Regions from separate parts of the Homo sapiens genome. Here region 2 is linked to region 1. A link is a loop called in an ENCODE intact Hi-C map of the cell type or tissue named here. Cell type or tissue: heart right ventricle. All regions are shown on one strand. Each heading gives the region's core, and the rest is flanking DNA. Links, peaks and the distances in the headings are about the cores only. Region 1 holds the start of TRC-GCA11-1 (tRNA-Cys (anticodon GCA) 11-1). Region 2 holds the start of TRC-GCA13-1 (tRNA-Cys (anticodon GCA) 13-1).

Evidence for each region. Peaks named below come from ENCODE experiments on the same cell type or tissue, not always from the same donor. Only the 100,000 strongest peaks of a DNase experiment are listed, where the experiment ranks them.
Region 2: it touches region 1 in a loop (4-fold over the local background); 3 of 110 quality-filtered maps call a loop at or near these places.

Annotation. Positions count from the first base shown.
Region 1 is chr7:149,409,643-149,419,839 of GRCh38, reverse strand. TRC-GCA11-1 (tRNA-Cys (anticodon GCA) 11-1) reads left to right here and starts at 4,631; the gene lies at 4,631-4,702. RefSeq lists an enhancer at 4,289-4,508. In heart right ventricle, for the core only: no CTCF peak of the experiment used is centred there; a DNase peak (open chromatin) is centred at 4,589; H3K4me3 peaks cover 1,040 bases; H3K27me3 peaks cover 307 bases.
Region 2 is chr7:149,350,776-149,360,972 of GRCh38, reverse strand. TRC-GCA13-1 (tRNA-Cys (anticodon GCA) 13-1) reads left to right here and starts at 5,227; the gene lies at 5,227-5,298. It also overlaps the pseudogene TRY-GTA11-1. In heart right ventricle, for the core only: no CTCF peak of the experiment used is centred there; no DNase peak of the experiment used is centred there.

The sequences.
Region 1 (10,197 bases), core at 1,575-9,574:
CTGGCCTCAGCTTCCCAAGTAGCTGAGACTACAGGTGCATGCCACCACGCCTGGCTAATTTTTTAAAAAATCTTTTGTACAAATGAGTTTTCGTTATGTTGCCCAGGAATGGTCTTGAACTCCTGTGCTCAAGCAATCTGCCCACCTCAGCCTCCCACAGTGCTGGGATTGCAGGTGTGAGCCCGGACATGCATCCAGATTTTTCCTCACTGGCTTCTTATCATTCGGATTTCAGCTCCAATCATCGTTTCCTGACCATCCCTGTTGTCTTCCATCAGAATACCATGCTTTATTTTCCTGTAGTGTTTTCAATATCTGTGATGTTTTCATTCATGCATTAGTTTGCTTGTCTGTCACACTGCACCTCTGGGAATATAGCTCCATGGGGCCAGGGCTGTGTTTCTTGGCCTCGTTCACTGCTGAGTCCTCAGTGCCTAGACTAGACCCTGGAACGTAGTGTATTTGTTAAATGACTGAATGAGTCACTTAGTCCCCCTGAATCTGTTTCTTCAGCTATAAAATGGGAGCAGTCTTAACTATTTCCTAGGATATAACAATTGTACCTGCCTCAGACAGCTATGAGGATTCTGTAGGATAGTGTATATGAGCCTCCAACATAAACACTCAGCACACATGAGCCATTATTTCTATCTCAGATTCACCCGTCCTCACATGGAGAGGGCAGGACTGGGAATGAGGTGGTAACTCTTTCAGATCCCAGTGTTCAGCTCTCTGTTCTTCCAGTTATCCAACCTTTACTAGAAAAGATGGAAAAAATATAGTATTGTGGAAACAGCCCTGGACTTGGACAGAGAGGTCTTGAAATTGAGTTCCTTGGAAATTTTCTGAGGCTGTGTCCTCATGTGCAAAATGGAATTAATTATTCCTATAGAAGCATAAATGAGGCCAGGCATGGTGGCTCACACCTGTAATCCTGGCACTTTGGGAGACTGAGGCAGGAGGACTGCTTGAGCCCAGGAGTTCAAGACCAGCCTGGTCAACAGAGCGAGACCCTGTCTCCAACAACAACAACAACAAATCCAGATGATGTGGTGGTGCAGCAGGCCTGTAGTCCCAGCTACTTGAGAGGCTGAGATGGGAGGGTCGCTTGAGCCTAGGAGTTTGAGGTTACAGTGAGCCATGATCACGCCACTGCATTCCTGAGCAACGGGGCAAGACCTTGGTTCTTTAAAAAAAAAAAAAAAAAAAAAGGCACTTGAATGAGTACGTTATGTGTAAATTATAATGCACTTATTTCCCAAATTAGCATTCCTTGGAGTCTTTTTTGTCTTATCTAGGCAATTACGTACTAATTATGTCAAAAGGAAATGATATTGCTTGTAATTACTAGAAGAGATATGCTTAAATTTGTAATATTTATGGGTTTTTCTGATTTTCAAAGTGATACATTTTATTGCAGAAAATGTGAAGAATATAGAGGAATATAAAGAAAAACATTCTGAAATCACCCATAACCCCTATATTCATGCTTTAGTCTTCACATGTGTGCCCTGGAGCAAACAGTGCACGTGAAGGGCATCCTCACCGAACTGAGATGCCCTTAGGTGGGTGATCCAGGAAGCTGACAGGTAGGTGGCTTCCTAGAAGGCCACGGAGAGGACCTGTGCCAGTTCCACGCACTGATGCTTGTTTGACTGAGTCCTGGGAGTGGCTGGATGGGAGGGAGGGCACAAGAAGGGGCTATGGCCCTAAATAGGGCATTTAACTATAGATTAAGAGCTTCCAATTTGAATTGAGGTGCTTCTGGGGGCCCTTAAACTTAAAAAATAATTTCTTAGTGGTTTAGGAAAATAAAACAATTACTGAAAATACCAAAAAGTATAAAGAAGAAATAGTCACTAACAATCTCACCATGGAGCTAGGAGATATTAGGATCTCAAAATATTTCTTTTTACCTTTTTGTTTGGTTGATTCTACTTATTTTTACCTTTGAGATAATACCCACTCTCATTTAACATCGTGATTCCCAACCGTGGCTGCACACTGGAATCCCCTGACAGCACAAACTATCAGTGTCTGGGTATCACTCTAGATATTCTGATTCAACTGATCTGCCCCCTCGTACCTGCATTAGTACTTTTAAAACCTCCCTAGGTGATTCTAAGGTAGTCAGAATCGAGAACCACTGACTTAAGATGTAATTCACATTTTCTTGTGAATTATATCAAACATTTTAAATAGCTAGTTTTCTATCATGTAGATATGCCAGTTTCTTAACCACCTCTCTAATATTAGGCATTTCTGCTTCTATTTGTTTAATTATTATTATTATTATTATTATTATTATTTTTTGAGACAGGGTCTTCCTCTGTGGCCCAGGCTAGAGTGCAGTGGTGCAATCTTGGCTCACTGCAACCTCTGCCTCCCGGGTTCAAGCTATTCTCCCACCTCAGCCTCCTGAGTAGCTGGGATCACAGGCACGCACCACCACAGGCCGGCTAATGTTTGTATTTTTAGTAGAGACGGGGGTTTCACCATATTGGTCAGGCTGGTGTCAAACTCCCGACCTCAGGTGATCTAGCCGCCTCGGCCTCCCAAAGTGCTGGGATTACAGGCATGAGCCACTGCGCCCTGCCATCTATTTGCTTAAATATTTTAAATAACACTTAAGAGCACTTAAATATCTTTGAGCCAACATTTGTTCATGTTTCACGCTTTTTCTGGGCTGGGTTCATAGAAACAGAATTACTACTAGGTCAAAGGGAATTGTTTGAACTTATCTCTTATTTTATACTGCCTTTCCTCTCGAGAGAGATTATACCAAGCCCAGGCATGGTGGCTCAGGCCTGTAATCCCAGAACTTTGGGAGGCCAAAACAGGTGGATTGCTTGAGGTCAAGAGTTGGAGACCAGCCTGGCCAACATGGTGAAACCCTTTCTCCACTAAAATACAAAAATTCGCCGGGCATGGTGGCGGGCACCTGTAATCCCAGCTACTTTGGGAGGCTGAGGCTGAGGATCTCAGCTCACTGCAACCCAGGTGGTGGAGGTTGCAATAAGCCAAGACTGCGACACTGCGCTCTAGCCTGGGCGATAGAGCAAGACTCCATCTCAAAAAATAAAAATAAAAATAAAAAATTGTACCAGTTTACAGGCCTAAAATAGTATGGACTTACCATACCCTTGCCAGTATGAGGATTGCTACTTTAATTTTTGTCCATTTCAATACAGGAAAAATGTTAAATGGTGTTGTTTTCATTTGCATGTCTTTGGTTTTACTAAGATTTATTTTGACTTACTAACACTTATACTTTTCTATCAACTACTATTATACTATTTCCTTTTGTGAATTGTCTTTTGATGGCCTTTGCTATTACATGTGGGCTCTTTACTTATTAAGGATATTAATTTGTAATATTTTGACTGTCCTACATGACAGAAATATTTTCCCAACTTGGTATTAACCTTTTGATTTTGTTTACATACCTGAACCTTTAATGTTTATATAGCCGAATCTATTGGTATTTTCTGTTGGGATTTGTTCCATTGTGTATTAGAAAGTCCTTCAGAAATCAGTTAGATGCAATTTATACTGTCTTATGCTTTTATTTGATATTTTATATGTAATAATTTAATCCACTTGGACTTTATTTTGGTATATAATATGAAGTTTAGTTGCCACTTTAATTTTCCCAAATGGCCAACTAAGTCTCCCAGTAGAATATATGTAAATGACGCTTCCTTTCCCCTATGAATTTGTGATGTGTAAAACACGGTGGTTGAGTGTATGGACTCTGTTGCCAGACCACTTAAGTCTGCATTTCCACTTACCAACCATTTGACGTTGGACAGCTTTTTCAACGTTTCTCATTTTTCTCATTTGTAAAATTGGGACACCAGTCATAGCGCCTGGTGTCTCAGCTTTCTCATTTGTAAAATTGGGACACCAGTCATAGCGCCAGCCTTACGGAGTCGCTGTGAACACAACTGCTCTGTAAAAGTGAGTGACGCTCTTTCATTCAGTTCGTGCGTGGACTATGGTGTGCTCCCAGGTCTGCGTTCCAGGTGTTCTGTCCCCGCACCGAGTCCATTCTTGTGTCCTGGCAGATGCTGATGTGTAGTGGGGCAGGCTCTCTCCCGCTGCTGTCACTTTTTGGTTTTCTTGGCCTCCATCTCCTATTTTGCTTTAGGAAATAAATGGCCTACCTTTTCTTCACTGCTCCGGGCCCTCCATTTTCATCGCAGATAAGCAGTTAGTTGAAAAAGACAATGCTTGCATCAGATAAAGGCCTAAGAAGGTCTTCGTGGTTTGCGGGGAGAAGAATTGGTGTGGGGAAGGGCCATGAGTGACGTCAGAGGATCTTGGGAAGAGGACAGAGGTGGAGAATAAAGATGAGAGCAAAAAGGGAAAGAGCCCAAAAGGGACGGATAAAGAAAAGGTTCGAGGTGACGGCGGCCGAAGGAGTAAACGCCGTGAGCCGGGGCTGTCACCCCGGGGTTTCTTCCCAAACTCGGGGAAGAAAGTGCGTTGGAGTGTGACGGTAAAAGCGCAAAGGTCCGAACTGGCCGCCGGAGAAAAGCGCCGCCCAAAGCGCGGACCCTGCAGTGCTGTACGCGGCTTGCGTGCGGCTGACTACGAAGACGTGAGTGACGCTTTCCTCCCGTGTGACGGGGGTATAGCTTAGCGGTAGAGCATTTGACTGCAGATCAAGAGGTCCCCGGTTCAAATCCGGGTGCCCCCTGAATAGTGGCTTTTAGAGGTTTCTTGGCTCTAGCAAGACCTGCTTCCACAGCACACTGATTTCCAAAGACCATGCCGGGTAAATCCGCGTTCCCTCTGCGCAATGACTTTTAGAGGTTCTCAGTCTCTAGCAAGACCTGCATACATAGCACACCGATAGCAAAAGACCCTGCAGCCCCACTGGAACTGAAATATAGGACCGTCTTTACCTTCACACTCCCAGAGAGGGCTGGTTTCCCATCACACATTTCTTCTGACCTAAGTGTGGGGGTTAGCCAGGTTCTCTTGGAGAGGCAGGATCTCCAGCGGCTGCTCCTGGAAAGGTGTAGAAAAGCCCCGCGGGTTTCCGGGCTTCAGCAGTACCTCGCATCTCACACACCTGCGCCCCTGGAGCCACAGTCAGGTTCCCAGCCACATATATTGTTCAAGTAAGGATGATTTGGAGAGGAGTATAATTCTGAGTATGATTTGTTTTAGTATTTTGGTAGACCAAATATTGAATAGCGATTCTATTCAATAGCTATTTTCAAAAACACTCGCAGAAAGTGCTCAACAGCTATTTTCAAAAACACTTGCAGAAAGTGCATACATACTACCATAACTAAATATTTTATTATACTAAATCAGCTGTTACAAAAAAATAATTTAGTTTATTTGCATATATACCACCTAAAAAAACACCTCACACTTTATCTGAATTGGTAGACTATCCCAGCCTGTTTGGATGGACTTGTGAGTTGTGTGTACACCACATCCGGTTCCAACGACATCCTGCTGAATCTTCTTGGGATTTACTAAAGACTTCCTTGCCAAGAACATTGTTTTTATCACAGTGCTGTGCTCCCCAAATCGCACCCTTGTATCGTTGCTGCACAAAGAGTTCTACCTTCAATATTGCACTTTTAAACGGAGTACACCAGTATTCACAATAATGGCAACTGTTTCATCTTTTATAAAGTGAACTTCCAAAAGCTTTGGTTCCATTAATTAGATGCCAGGACTACAGACCTGAAAGGGGATTGTCCTCAATAACAGACTGATGTTCACCTTTTTAATAATGGCTTTGTAGTTTCTCAACTTCATTAATCACCAGCTTACCAACTCATTATTCCCCAGGATAATGTTTTCCTCAGAAAGGTTTATCTCCATTGGCTGGTGGGGAGGGTGCACTGGAAGGAGGAGAAAGTCAAAGTAGGGTGGTCCATGCTCCTCCTGAGGTGTGAGATTGAGATTCTGGAGCAGAAATCAAAACCTTGGAGTCATAGTCTTTTTTTTTTTTTTCTTTTGAGACAGGGTCTTGCTCTGTTGCCCAGGCAGGAGTGCAACAGCACAATCATGGCTCGCTGCAGCCTCAACCACCTGGGTTCAAACAGTCCTCCCACCTGAGTCTCCAGAGTACCTGAAACTACAGGCGATTTCTTTTTCTTTTTCAAGGACGGTTTAAAATTTTTTTTTATTTTAGGGTTGGGGGTACATGTGAAGGTTTGTTACATACATAAACACATTTCACAGGGGTTTGTTGTACATATTATCACATCACCCAGGTATTAAGCTCAGTATTCAATAGCGATCTTTTCTGCTCCTCCCCCTCCTCCCCCCCTCCCCCTCCTCCCCCCTCCCCCCTCCCCCCCAGGTAGACCGCAGTGTCTGTTGTTTCCTTCTTTGTCTTCATAAGTTCTTATCATTTAGCTCCTACCTATAAGTGAGAACATGCGGATTTGGTTTTCCATTCCTGCATTACCTTGCTAAGGATGATGGCCTCCAGCTCCATCCATGTTCCTGCAAAAGACATGATCTCATTCTTTTTTTGACTGCATAATATTCCATGGTGCATATGTACCACATTTTCTTTATCCACTCTATCATTGATGGGCATTTAGGTTGTTTCCATGTGTTTGCTATTGTGAGCAGTGCTGCAATAAACATTTGTGTGCATGTGTCTTTATGGTAGAATGCTATACATTGCTCTAGCTATATTCTCGGTAGTGGGATCAAATGGTAGTTCTGCTTTTAGCTCTTTGAGGAATCGCCATACTGCTTTCCACAATGGTTGAACTAATTTACACTCCCACCAACAGTATATAAGGGTTCCTTTTCTCCGCAACCTCACCAGCATGTGTTATTTTTTGACTTTTTAGTAATAGCCATTCTGACTGGTGTGAGATGGTATCTCATTGTGGTTTTGATTTGCATTCTTCTAATGATCAGTGATGATATTCAGCTTTTTTGCCCATACTTGTTGGCCGCATGTATGTCTTCTTTTGAGACCTGTCCATGTGTTCATGTCTGTTCATGCCCTTTGCCCACTTTTTTTTTTTTTTTTTTTTTTTTGAGACGGAGTCTTGCTCTGTCACCCAGGCTGGAGTGCAGTGGCGCCATCTCGGCTCACTGCAAGCTCCGCCTCCTGGGTTCACGCCATTCTGCTGCCTCAGCCTCCCCAGCAGCTGGGACTACAGGCGCACGCCGCCACACCTGGCTAATTTTTTTTGTATTTTTAGTAGAGACGGGGTTTCACGTGTTAGCCAGGATGGTCTTGATCTCCTGACCTCGTGATCTGCCCGCCTCGGCCTCCCAAAGTGCTGGGATTACAGGCTTGAGCCACCGTGCCCGACTGACCTTTGCCCGCTTTTTAATGGGGTTGTTTGTTTTTCTCTTGTAAATTTGTTTAAGTTCCTTATAGACCTTTGATGGATGCATAGTTTGCAAATATTTTATCCCGTTCTGTAGGTTGTCTGTTTACCCTGTTGATGGTTTGCTGTGCAGAAGCTCTTAAGTTTAATTAGATCCCATTTGCCAATTTTTGCTTTTGTTGTGATGGCTTTTGGTGTCTTTCTCATGAAATCTTTGCCCATTCCCATGTCCAAGATGGTATTTCCTAGGTTGTCTTTCAGGGTTTTTATAATTTTCAGTTTTACATTTAAGTCTTTTTTTTTTTTTTTTTTTTTTTTTACATTTAAGTCCTTAATCCATTTTGAGTTGATTTTTGTATATGGTGTAAGGAAGGGATCCAGCTTCAATCTTCTGCATATTGCTAGCCAATTATCCCAGCACCATTTATTTAATAGAGAGTCCTTTCCCCCTTGTTTGTTTTTGTCAACTTTGTCAAAGATCACATGGTCATAGATGTGCAGCCTTATTTCTGGGCTCTCTGTTCTGTTCCACTGATCTATGTGCCTGTTTTAGTAACAGTACCGTGCTGTTTTTGTCACTGTAGCCTTATAGTATAGTTTGAAGTTGGGTAATGTGATTCCTCTAGCTTTGTTCTTTTTGCTTAGGGTTGCCTTGGCAATTCAGTCCCTTTTTTGGTTCCATATAAATTTTAAAGTATTTTTTCTAGTTTTCTGAAGAACGTCATTGGTAGTTTAGTAGGAATAGCATTGAATCTATAAATTGCTTTGGGCAGTATAGCCATATTAATAATATTGATTCTTCCTATCCATGAGCATGAGATGTTTTTCTATTTGTTTCTGTGTTCTCTGATCTCTTTTGATCAGTGTTTTGTAATTCTCATTGTAGAGATGTTTCACCTCCCTGGTTAGCTATAAGAGATAGAAAAATTCCCAGACATTTACACTCTCCTAAGACTGAGCCAGGAAGAAATTAATTCCCTGAACAGAACAATAAGGAGCTCCAAAATTGAATCAGTAATAATAGCCTACCAACCCAAAAAAGCCCAGGACCTGATGGATTTGCAGCTGAATTCTACCAGATGTACAAATAAGAGTTGGTATCATTCCTACAGAAACTATTCCAGAAAATTGAGGCATAGGGGCTTCTCCCTAGCTCATTCTATGAGGCCAGCATCATCTTGATACCAAAACCTGGCAGAGACACAACAAAAAAATAAAACTTCAGGCCAATATTCTTGATGAACATCAATGCAAAAATCCTCAACAAAATACTTGCAAACAGAATCCAGCAGCACATCAAAAAGCTAATCCACTGTGATTAAGGAGGCTTCATCCCTGGGATACAAGGATGGTTCAACATACAAAAATCAATGAATGTGATTCATCACATAAACAGAACTAAAGACAAAAAACACATGATTATCTCAATAGACGCAGAAATGGCTTTTGAGAAAATTCAATATCCCTTCATGTTAAAAACTCTCAATAAACTAGGTACTGAAGGAATATACCTCAAAATAATAAGAGCCATTAATGACAAACCCACAGCCAATATCATTCTGAATGGGTAAAAGCTGGAAACATTCCCCTTGAAAACCAGCACAAGACAAGGATGTCCTCTCTCACCACTTATATTCAACATAGTATGGGAAGTCCTAGCCAGAGCAATCAGGCAAGAGAAAGAAATAAAGGACATCCAAATAGGAAGAGAGGAAGTCAAACTATCTCTGTTTGCAGACGACATGATTCTATATCTAGAAAACCCCATATTCTTGGCCCAAAAGCTTCGTCAGCTGATAACTTCAGCAAACTTGCGGGCTACAAAATCAATATACAAAAATTGCTAGCATTCCTATATACCAACAATAACCAAACTGAGAACCAAATCAGAAAAGCAATCCCATTCACAATTGCCACAAAAAAAAAAAACAAAAAAATACCCAGGTGATTTGTATGTTTTGTAGATACAGGGTCTTGCTTTGTTGCCTGGGCTGGTCTCAAACTCCTGGGTTCAAGCAGTCCCCCTGCCACCACCTCCCAAAGTGCCGGGATTACAGGCCCGAGCAACTGCGCCCAGCTTGGAGTCATAGCCCTGACCATTGTCAACAGCCCAATCAGACACAGGCAGGCCTCTGAGTCTCTTTCCAGGTGGGTGGCATGGAGGAGGCAGCTAGATCCGTGTTTTCCAGCAGTCCCTGAACTCTCCGAAGAATTTTTCTATTCAAATTTTAATCACAATCTTAGCATTTTTAATATGGGCATTCTAGGACTTGTTTGGGTGGACACTTTACAACAAAAAGCTGTTTCTAGGCACTGTGTGCTTGGGTGTGCCTGTACGCGTGTGTTTGTGATTCACTTGTCACCATGTGGTGCTTTAATACCTGTGGTGGCAAAAGAACAGAAGCTCAACTAAGTCCACAAGAGAGGGAAGTGAGAGTTGTGCTCACAGAGGCGGTTTCCCAGACGTGCTGGGGCCCAGCGGGTCTTCACAGGCTTGTGAGGGACAGCCTCACAAACACATTACACAGAGCCTGTTAGTTCTAGCGAGTTAGTTTCCTCTGAATGAAACTAATTATTTGAGTGTTATTTGATTTATGATTTCATTTGTAATGATTTCTAAAAAAAAATTGGTTTTTTTGAGAGACAAGAGTCTTGCTCTGTTGCCCTGGCTGGAGTGCAGTGGTGTGATCTTGACTCACTGCAACCTCCGCCTCCTGAGTTCAAGTGATTCTCCTGCCTCAGCCTCCCGAGTAGCTGGGACTACAGGCACATGTGAGCATGCCCAGCTAATTTTTGTAATTTTAGTAGAGACGGGTTTCACCACATTAGCCAGGCTGGTCTTAAACTCCTGACCTCAGGTGATCCA
Region 2 (10,197 bases), core at 1,360-9,359, 59 kb after region 1:
TCTCCACCAGCACTTGCTGCTTCACTTTGTCTTCTTATGTTCCTTAAACCTCATGAACCAATTTACGTAGCCTCAAGCTTTTCTTCTGAAGCTTCCTCACCACTCTCAGCTTTTATAGAATTGAAGGGAGTTCGGGCCTTGCTCTGGATTAAACTTTGGCTTAAGAGAATCTTATGGCTGGTTTGATCTTCTATCCAGACCACTCAAACTTTCTCCATATCAGCAATATGGCTGTTTTGCTTTCTTAACGTTTGTGTGTTCACTCAAGTATCACTTTTAATATCCTTCAAGAACTTTTCCTTTGCATTCACAACTTGGCTAACTGGTGCAAGAGGCCTAGCTTTCAGCCTGTCTCAGCTTTTGACATGCTTTCCATACTAAATTCAATCATGCTTAGCTTTTGATTTAAAGTGAGAGATGTGCAACTCCTCCTTTTATGTGAACCCTAATTAGAGGCCAGTGAAGGGTTAATTGGCCTAATTTCAATCTTGCTGTGTTTTAGTTGTTAGGGAGGCCCGAGGAGGGAGAGACAGGAGAATGGCTGGTTGGTGGAGCAGTCAGAACATACACAACATTTATCGATTAAGTCCACTTTCTTATATGGGTTTGGTTCATGGCACCCCAAAACAATACAATAGTAACATCAAAGATCACTGATCACAGATCACCATAACAGATATAATAATTTTCAAAAGTCTGAAACAATGTGAGAATTACTCCTTGCACCTGGGCAGCTTTTCCGAGCTCTGGGGCAGTGGGTGGGTGGGTGGGGCTGGTTTGTCACAAATCCTAGGCTTCTGCTTTCCCTTGTTGCTTATCTGAAAAAGTTTGAAATAATGTGAGCCTTACCAAAGCTCACATGGAATCATGAAGTGGGCACTTGTTGGAAAAATGGTGCCAATAGACTTGTTGGATGCAGGGTTGCCACAAAACTTCAATGCATAAACAAACAAACAAACAAACAAAAAACCCCACCAGTATCTGCAAAGCAAAATAAAGTGAAATTCAATAAAACAAGGTATTCCTGTAATCAGAGTCCCCCTCCCATTAGCACTGACACATCTCTCCTAGGATCAGCCAGGCCTCGGACCACACTGGGAAGGTACAAAAAAGACAATGATCTGGAGATGACAAAGCCTAAAGAATCAAAAAAATTAGAAGATTGATGTCATCCTGGATGGGAGGAGGGGTTAAAGGGAACACAAAAAGGAGAACTGAGCAATGAGGAATGCAGGACAGCTCTCTAGGTGGCCTTGGATGAACCAAGTTCTCCACACTTTCTTGCTTGTAGTTCTGAGGAATAACTGTAGAACATGCTGGGAATGCAACATCCTGAAATATGGAAGAAGGGGCCAAAACATCCCAGGTGCTGTTCCAGTCCCTCCTAGAAACAGGATGTCCATCAAGGCTTTATCCTAGCAAGTCATGAGACTCTGGCGTATAAAACCCAGGGTGGGCTGCTTACCAGGGTCCCTGAGCTGTGGGGCAAGTGAGGCATGCACAGACGAGACTTCATTTATTCTGGGCCGATTTTCTGAGCTTTGGGGGGCTGGTTTGTCACAAATCCTAGGCTTCTGCTGTTCCTTGCTGCCTATGTGTAAGTAATAAACCCATTTCATGGTGCTCACGTGTTTGGGAGTGCTCTGTCTCATTGAAGTCAGGCAAGTAGAGTGATGGCAGCAGCAGGCCATGAAGAGTGGCCACTTGCATCATGCTGGCTGCAGTGGGGAGGTGTGGGCTGTGGTGGCAGGAGGCTGTGGGAGCAGCAGTGGTGGCAGTGCGGCCCCTGTGTCCTGTGTTCCTGAGGCAGCCGACTGCACCACCCCCGTCCTCACATGGCCAGGCAAGACCTGCTCCCAGGCCCAGAGCCTCCACTGTAGCCTCAACCTCACTCCCCAATGCATCTTGGGAGCCTGCAAACACCCAGCCAAAGGTGCAGCCAGGACTCATGGGACCAGCCCCAAAAGCATGGAGTTTATTCATGTGGGGTTGGCCAGGGCACCTCATCCACCATCACTGCAGGGAAAGTGCAGAGAGGAGGTGAGCAGTCCCCAAAGCCCACCCCTGGGAGCCCCCCGGAGCCTGCTGCCCTGGGAGCTGGCACAATGGTGCCAGGCTGAGTCACCTATCGGTGGGAGAGTAGTGCAGCCATGAACAGAGGGGTGGGCAGAGACAGACCCTGAGGTGGAGTGGGGCCTGGGATGGTGCTGCACTCCACAGAGCTGGCAGGAGCTCCCCAAGGGCAAATGCAGCCACCCAAGCTGTGGCTGCAGACCTGGGCATCCCTAAGCTCTCGGGGGCCAGAAGCAGGCAACGGCCCCACCCTCCTGGGCACAGCTGCAGCTGCCCAAGCTGCAGCTGCAGACCTAGGCATCTCTGCACTCTCAGGGACCCAGGAAGGGTCCCCCCTGTCTCCAGTAGGCTTGGAAGTGCCTGATCCCACTGTCTGGCTTCTCTCTGCTGTCAACACCTACTCCAATCACACAGCAAAGCTGAGGCCGAGCCCAAGCACTGTCATAACCTGGCTGAGTATGTGCACACTCGGGACAGCGGTGACACACCAGCCCCCTGCCCACTTGGCCCCCTCTGGACTTTGGGCACCAACAAGCACAGGAGGGAGGCTGAAGAGGGGCTGAGGGCAGCTCGGTGCTGGCCTGCAGGTACCCTTCAGCATAAAGAGCCTGGGCACTACGAACAGTGGCAAGAGGCAGACAGGCTCCTGGGCAGAAAGGGGCAGGTCCCCAGTGAAGCCCCACCTTCAAGCTGGGGAAGGCCTGAAGCCTGGGAACCAAGCTGCCAGTCCCATGGACCAGAGTGGGTACTTACAGTGCTTTTTCTGGGCCTGCCCATGGCCACCCATGGACCCATCGGCATGCACTTTCTCCCCTCTAAGGCCCATAAAAAACCCTGGACTCAGCCACACCAGAAGAGATGACGGGACAACCAGCTGCAGAAGGGAGCTACCCTCTCTGCTGAGAGCTCAAGAGATGATGGGACAACCTGCCTGCAGAGAGGAGCTACCCTCTCTGCTGAAAGCTGAACACTCATCGGGACACCATGGCTATGTAGAGGAGCTACCGACTGTGGGTTTCCTCTGAGCTGTTCTATTGTTCAATAAAGCTCCTCTTCGTCTTGCTCACCCTCCACTTGTCTGTGTACCTCATTCTTCCTGGACACAGGACAAGAACTCAGTACCCACCAAATGGGGTTGCTAAAAGAGCTGTAACACAAACAGGGCTGAAACATGTCCCTTGCTCACCACGTTGTGGGTGACAAGAAAAAGAGAAGAGAGAAGGAGAGAGGAGCTGTAGCCACAGACCTAGGAGCTCCCTGAGCCAGGGCTGTGACACCCCCTTTAGGGCTCTGTGGTTCCTGGCATCTCCGAGCTTCCAGGCACCACCGCATTTTCTGGTGTGAGCTGTGGAAGCTGCTTATGGTATGCTTGGTCCAGCTCCAGCCTTGCAGGGAGCTGGCATCCATGCCAGTGCCTGGAACTGCCCGCCCCACCACAGCCAGTGTGTCTGGCTATGGACAGTGGCCAGACCCCACGCTCACTCACGGACCCCTTGCCACTTCATGCCTGGCTTGCCTTGGCAAGTGTGGGATTCAGGCCAGTAGTGTGAGCTGGGCACTGTCTGACAGGCTGAGTGGGTAGAACAAGCCCAGAAGGCCAGAGCAAAACTCAGGCAAAGGCACCACTGGTCATAGAGGTTTCTGGCTGGCAAAGCAACACCCCAGGGATTCTGTAAGGGTGCAGCCTGAGATGCAGTGGGCCGAAGTGGTAACCAGTGCACAGTGAACCTGCTTTGTAAGGGGCACGACATATGAGGCAAAAAAGCTAAAATACTGTTTTAATGTTCAACTGCCTTAAACAAATGTGGAATTTGAAGGAGAATTCAGGGAGGTCATCTTGGTCTCACACTGGGGGTTATTAGAAAGTGATCTCAACTGAAAAGCTGGCAAAGAAAGTTTGAATCCTTGGCTCTGTAAGCAGCACCTTCCCTCTGGGCTTCATCTTCTGCCTGTATACGAAGCCAGGTACAGACTTTGTTGTCTCATACAGAACCTCCAGTGGACATCCAAGCTGATGTCAAGAAATGTTCGTTTCTTTTTGGAAAAGGAAGATAGTTATGGCATAAGGAGATCCACTTACAGTTGAACAGGACCAGCAACTCTGTTGAGTCAGCATGAGCACCTGTATGTATGTATGGAACTATAAGAAAGTATAAATTATATACTATTCTCAATTATAGCTCAGTGGTAGAGCATTTAACTGTAGATCAAGAGGTCCCTGGATCAACTCTGGGTGCCCCCTTTAAAGAATTCATTTTCCTCCTTGAGCCGAACTGACAAAATCGAGTTTTACTTGAGTAGAGACCATAGTGCAGTCCACTCACAGAAGGAAGCTGATGAGCTTATGAAACAGTGCCTTTATGACCTTCTTCCTATGGCCATCCCCTACAATTCAGGATCCAACCAGGTGCTCAGCACTGCCTTAGAGACCAAGGACAAGACCAAGTCCATCCCAATACCCTCCTTGAAGGTATGTTTCCTAGTGCCCCACTGGTAGCTATTTCTGTATCATTCAGGGTCCAGTTCTGAGACAAAAACTGCACCAGTTACTTTAGCAGAGAGAATTCAACATAATTGTGGAGGAATGTTTTAGTTTTCTAGGGCTGCCCTAACAAAGCACCACGATATATGAGGCAAAAAAGCTAAAATACTGTTTTAAAGTTCAACTGCCTTAAACAAATGTGGAATTTGAAGGAGAATTCAGGGAGGTCGTCCTGGTTTCACACGGTGGGTGGCGGTGGGGGGTGGGGGGCGGTCATTAAAAAGTGATCTTAGCTGAAAAGCTGGCAAATCCAGTATCCAGAAAATGTGGGTTCTATCTTTGAAGTGTTGCAGGCTTGGCCAAACCATTGGGCATTTTGAGTCTCTGTTTGCAGGCCCCGGCACAAAACCCACAACATAGGTGTCACTAGAGAGCCTTCCAGCTGTCGGGGGACTGCTCCCCAGATCCCTGCACTTACTCAGGAACTGAGAGTGGAGAGGTGGCAGAGCTGTGGGAGAAGGAACTGGTTGCTTCCTCTAAGACAGGGTGTTGAGTTGGCAGCAAGTCAGGCCTTGTAACTCAGAAACCCATCCTGAAGCGGAATCTAGGACAGCAGGTCTGGGTGTGGCTGCACAGGGAAAGGTTGTTAATTGGACCTTACTAATGTAACTGGGGGTATAGCTCAGGGGTAGAGCATTTGACTGCAGATCAAGAGGTCCCCAGTTCAAATCTGGGTGCCCCCTAGCATTTTAAACATGAAAGGTGGTAAAGGAGTCCTAGTTTATTTTCCCATTGCTGAGCCCAGTTTCTGAGTCTCTGTGCAAAGGCTGAAGAATCAGAGGACACCCTCCCCCACTGAGCAGTTGGCGTTTCTCTCAGCTCCCACTCCTCTGATCTTCCCAATACCCCCTCGCCTGGTCCTTGGGCTTTGCAATATATACCTTGATCTTCTGGCCATGGGTGAGAACTAGGTCCTTTAGAGGGTAGCTGGTGAGAAATATGAAATCACCCACTGCTGGCCAGAAGATAGTGTGGTAACACATTCAATGAGAGGAAATAACAGCCAGGTCAGAATTCTGTTCCCTGAAAAACGATTCTTCAAGAATAAACAATTGCTGAGAAAAATTACCACCAACAGATCCTTACTAAAGAAAATTCCAGGCCGGGCGCAGTGGCTCAGGCCTGTAATCCCCGCACTTTGGGAGGCCAAGGCAGGTGGAGTTCAAGACCAGCCTGGCCAAGAAGGTGAAACCCCGTCTCTACTAAAAATACAAAATTTAGCCAGGCGTGGTGGCGGGTGTCTGTAATCCCAGCTACTCAGGAGGCTGAAGTAGGAGAATTGCTTGAACCGGGGAGGCGGAGCCTGCAGTGAGCCGAGATCGTGCCACTGCACTCCAGCCTGGGCGACAGGGCGAGACTCCATCTCAGAAAAAAAAAAGAAAAAGAAAAATTCCAAAATATGTACTTTAGAGAAAAGTAAAATGATCCCAGATAGGAGGACTGAGATACGAAAAGAGTGTTAAACAGGGAAATCGGTAGATATGTAAGTAAATCTAAATTTCATTGACCATATAACATCACATTAATGTCTAACTTACAGGTTTTTTAAAATATAAAACTAAAATACTGGTCACAATAACATATAAGGAAAGAGCTGATCCAAGTTTAAGTATTATAATATCTTTATGTAATTTGGGAGGAGGACAAAGATGATTAACTGTAGACTTTTTAAATTTGCTTGCAGAAATTCCTAGTGTATCATTTTGTAAAGTTGTGGCTTTGCCAAGCAAAGGGAGGTAAGGGGAGGGAGAGCACATGCTTGAAGAGCAAATAAATGAAGTGGAAAAAAATTGTAGTTAATCCAAAAGAAGGCTGCAAATAAAAAATAAAAGAAAAATGGGACAAGTGGAAAGCAGTCAGTTGGACTCAATCCTGATAAACTGTACTGGGCGAATGCTGTATTCATTTCCCAGGGCTGCTGTGATAAAATCACACACACTGAGTTGTTTTAAACAACAGAACTGTATTTTCTCACAGTTCTGGAGGCCAGGAATCTGAAATCAAGTTGTCGGCAAGGCCACAGTCTCTCTGAAGACTCCAGGGGAGAATGTGTTCCAGGTCTTTTTCTCAGCTCCCAGTGTTGCTGGCAATCCTTGCTGTTCTTTGGCTGTAGAAGCATCACTCCAGGCTCTGCCTCTGTTCCCACGTGACGTTCTTGTGTCTGTGTCTTCACATGGTGTGCTCCTCTGTGTGTGTCTGTCTCTGCCTCTTCTTCTCTTCTTATAAGAACACCAGCAATATTGGATTAAGGCCCACCCTAATGACCTCATCTTAATTTGATTACATTTGCAAAGACCCTATTTCCAAATAAGATCACATTCACAAGTATGCAATGTGAGGAGAAGTTAGGACTTCAACACATCCATTGCGAGGACACAGTTCAACCCATAACAAATGGTACTCCTCGAAAATTCACAACCACCCTGAAATTCAGAATATTACATTTGGAAAATTCACACATAATGTTGCATGTAACTGAGAGTCTCACCCTGTCATCTAGGCTGGAATACAGTGCTGTGATCATACCTCACTGCAGCCTCTAATTCCTGGGCTCAAGAAATTCTGCCACCTCAGCCTCCCAAGTAGTTGGAACTACAGGCATGCACCACCACACCCAGCTAATTTATTATTGTTGTTTTTTGTAGAGATGCGGTCTTGCTATGTTGTCCAGGCTGGTCTCTCACTCTTTTTTTTGAGACAGAGTCTTGCTCTGTCACCCAGGCTGGAGTGCATGGCATGATCTCGGCTCACTGCAAGCTCCACCTCCCAGGTTCATGCCGTTCTTCTGCCTCAGCCTCCTGTGTAGCTAGGACTACAGGTGCCCGTCACCACGCCCGCCTAAGTTTTTGTATTTTTAGTAAAGACCGGATTACACCATGTTGGCCAGGATGGTTTCGATCTCCTGACCTTGTGATCCGCCCGCCTCGGCCTCCCAAAGTGCTGGGATTACAGGTGTGAGCCACCGCACCCGGCCATCTCTCACTCTTGACCTCAAGCAATCCTCCTGCTTCAGCCTCCAAAAGTGCTGGGATTACAGGTGTGAGCTACAATGCCCTGCCTCCTCTCAAGGTTTTATGCTTTTTCTAAGTAGAGCATTTCCCATATTTTGTTAGAGTTATTCCTAGATGTTTGAAATTTTTATGCTATAATAAATGTTATCTTTTATACAATTTAAATTTCTTACTGTGGCTGAAATATAGAAATATAATTGAGAGGTTTGTTCTCAATTTTTATTATTGTGGTTAAAAAAACCTATATCATTTACCCTCTTAACCACTTTTAAGTGTATGATTCAGTGGTATTAAAAACATTCATGGCTGGGCGCAGTGGCTCGCACTTGTAATCCCAGCACTTTGGGAGGCCAATGCAGGCAATCACCTGAGGTCAGGAGTTTGAGACCAGCCTGGCCAACATAGTGAAACCCCGTTTCTACTAAAAATACAAAAAATTAGCCAGGCGTGGTGGTGCACGCTTGTAATCCCAGCTACTCAGGAGGCTGAGGTAGGAAAATCGCTTGAACCCAGGAGGCGGAGGTTGCAGTAAGCTGAGATCACACCATTGCACTCCAGCTTGGGCAACAAGAGCGAAACTCCATCTCAAAAAAAAAAAAAATTCATAATGTTGTGCAACCATCATCACCATACATCTCCAGAACTCCTTTCATCTTGTAAAACTGAAATATTATACCCATTAAATAGTAACTCCCCATTCTCCACTGCCCCCAGCCGCTGGCAACCACCATTTTACTTTCCATCTCTATGATTTTGACTACTCTAAGTATCTCATATATGTAGAATAACACAGTATTTGTCTTTTTGTGATTGGTTTATTCCACTCACCATAATGTCCTCAAGGTTCATCCACATTGTGGCATGTGTCAGAATTTCCCTTTCTTGTAAGGCTGAATAGTATTCCATTGTATGGACAGACCACATTTTGCTTATCCATTCATCCTCCAATGAACACTTGGGCTACTTCCATGTTTCAACTGTAGTGAACGATGCTGCTATGAACACAGGGGTAAATATCTCTTCAAGACCTTGCTTTCAATTTTTTTGGGTATATATCCAGAAGTGGAATGGCTGGATCATATGATAATTCTATCTTTAATTTTTTGAGGAAACACCATACTGTTTTCCACAGCAGCTGTACCCGTTTACATTCCACCAATAGTGTACAAGGGTTTCAAGTTCTCCACATCCTTGTCAATACTTGTTATTTTCTGTTTTTGTGATAGTAGCAGTCCTACTGGGTATAAGGTGGTATCTCATTGTAGTTTTGACTTGCATTTCCCTAATGAATGGTGATGTTGAGCATCTTTTCATGTGATTTTTAGCCACTTGTATACCATCTTTGGAGAAATGTCTATTCAAGTCTTTTGCCCATTTTTTCAAGTCGTTTGTTTTTGGAGTTGTTGAGTTTTAACAGTTCTCTGTATACTCTGGATATTAATCCAGTATCAGATACAGTTGTCCCTTTGTGTCTGTAGGGTATTTGTTCCAGGAACACCCATAGATCCCAAAATCTGTGGCTGCTCATGTCCCTTAGATAAAATGACATAGCATTTGCATATAACCTATGCACATCCTTCTGCATTTTTTTTTTTTTTGAGATGGAGTCTTGCTCTGTCACCCAGGCTGGAGTACAGTGGCGCTATCTTGGCTCACTGCAACCTTCGCCTCCCAGGTTTGAGCTATTCTCCTGCCTCAGCCTCCCAAGTAACTGGGATTACAGGCACGTGCCCCCATGCCTGGCTAATTTTTGTATTTTTAGTAGAAATGGGGTTTCACCATGTTGGCCAGGCTGGTCTCGAACTCCTGACCTCAAGTGATCCACCCACCTCAGCCTCCCAAAGTCCTGGGATTACAGGCGTGAGCCATCTCGCCCAGCCACCCTCCTGCATATTTCAAATCATCTCTAGATTACTTATAAAAGCTAATGCAATGTCTACACATCACTTCATTTTCATGGGTTCAATGTAGTACTCAGCAAGTGACAAATTCAAGTTTTGCTTTTTGAAACTTTATGAATTTTTTGTCCAAATATTCTCGACCTGTATTTGGTTGAATCCATAGATGTGGAACCCACAAATGTGGAAGGTTAACTGTATATGATTTGCAAGTATTTTCTCCTATTCTCTGGGTTGCCTTTTCACTCTGTTGATATTATCTTTTGATGCACAAAGCTTTTTAACTTTAATGAAGCCCAATTTGTCTACTTTGTCTTTTGCTGCACTTGTCTTTAATGTTATATCTAAGAAAGGATTGTCAAATCTAATGCTGTGAAGATTTTGCCTTATATTTTCTTCTAAAACTTTTATAGTTCAATGGCCAGGCATGGTGGCTCATGCCTGTAATCCCTGCACTTTTGGAGGCCAAGGTGGGCAGATCACTTGAGGTCAGGAGTTTGAGACCAGCCAGGCCAACATGATGAAACCATGTCTCTACTAAAAATACAAAAATTACGTGGGCATGGTGGCACATGCCTGTAATCTCAGCTAATTGGGAGGCTGAGGCAGGAGAATTGCTTGAACCCGGGAGGCAGAGATTGCAGTGAGCCGAGGTCACAGCACTTTACCCTAG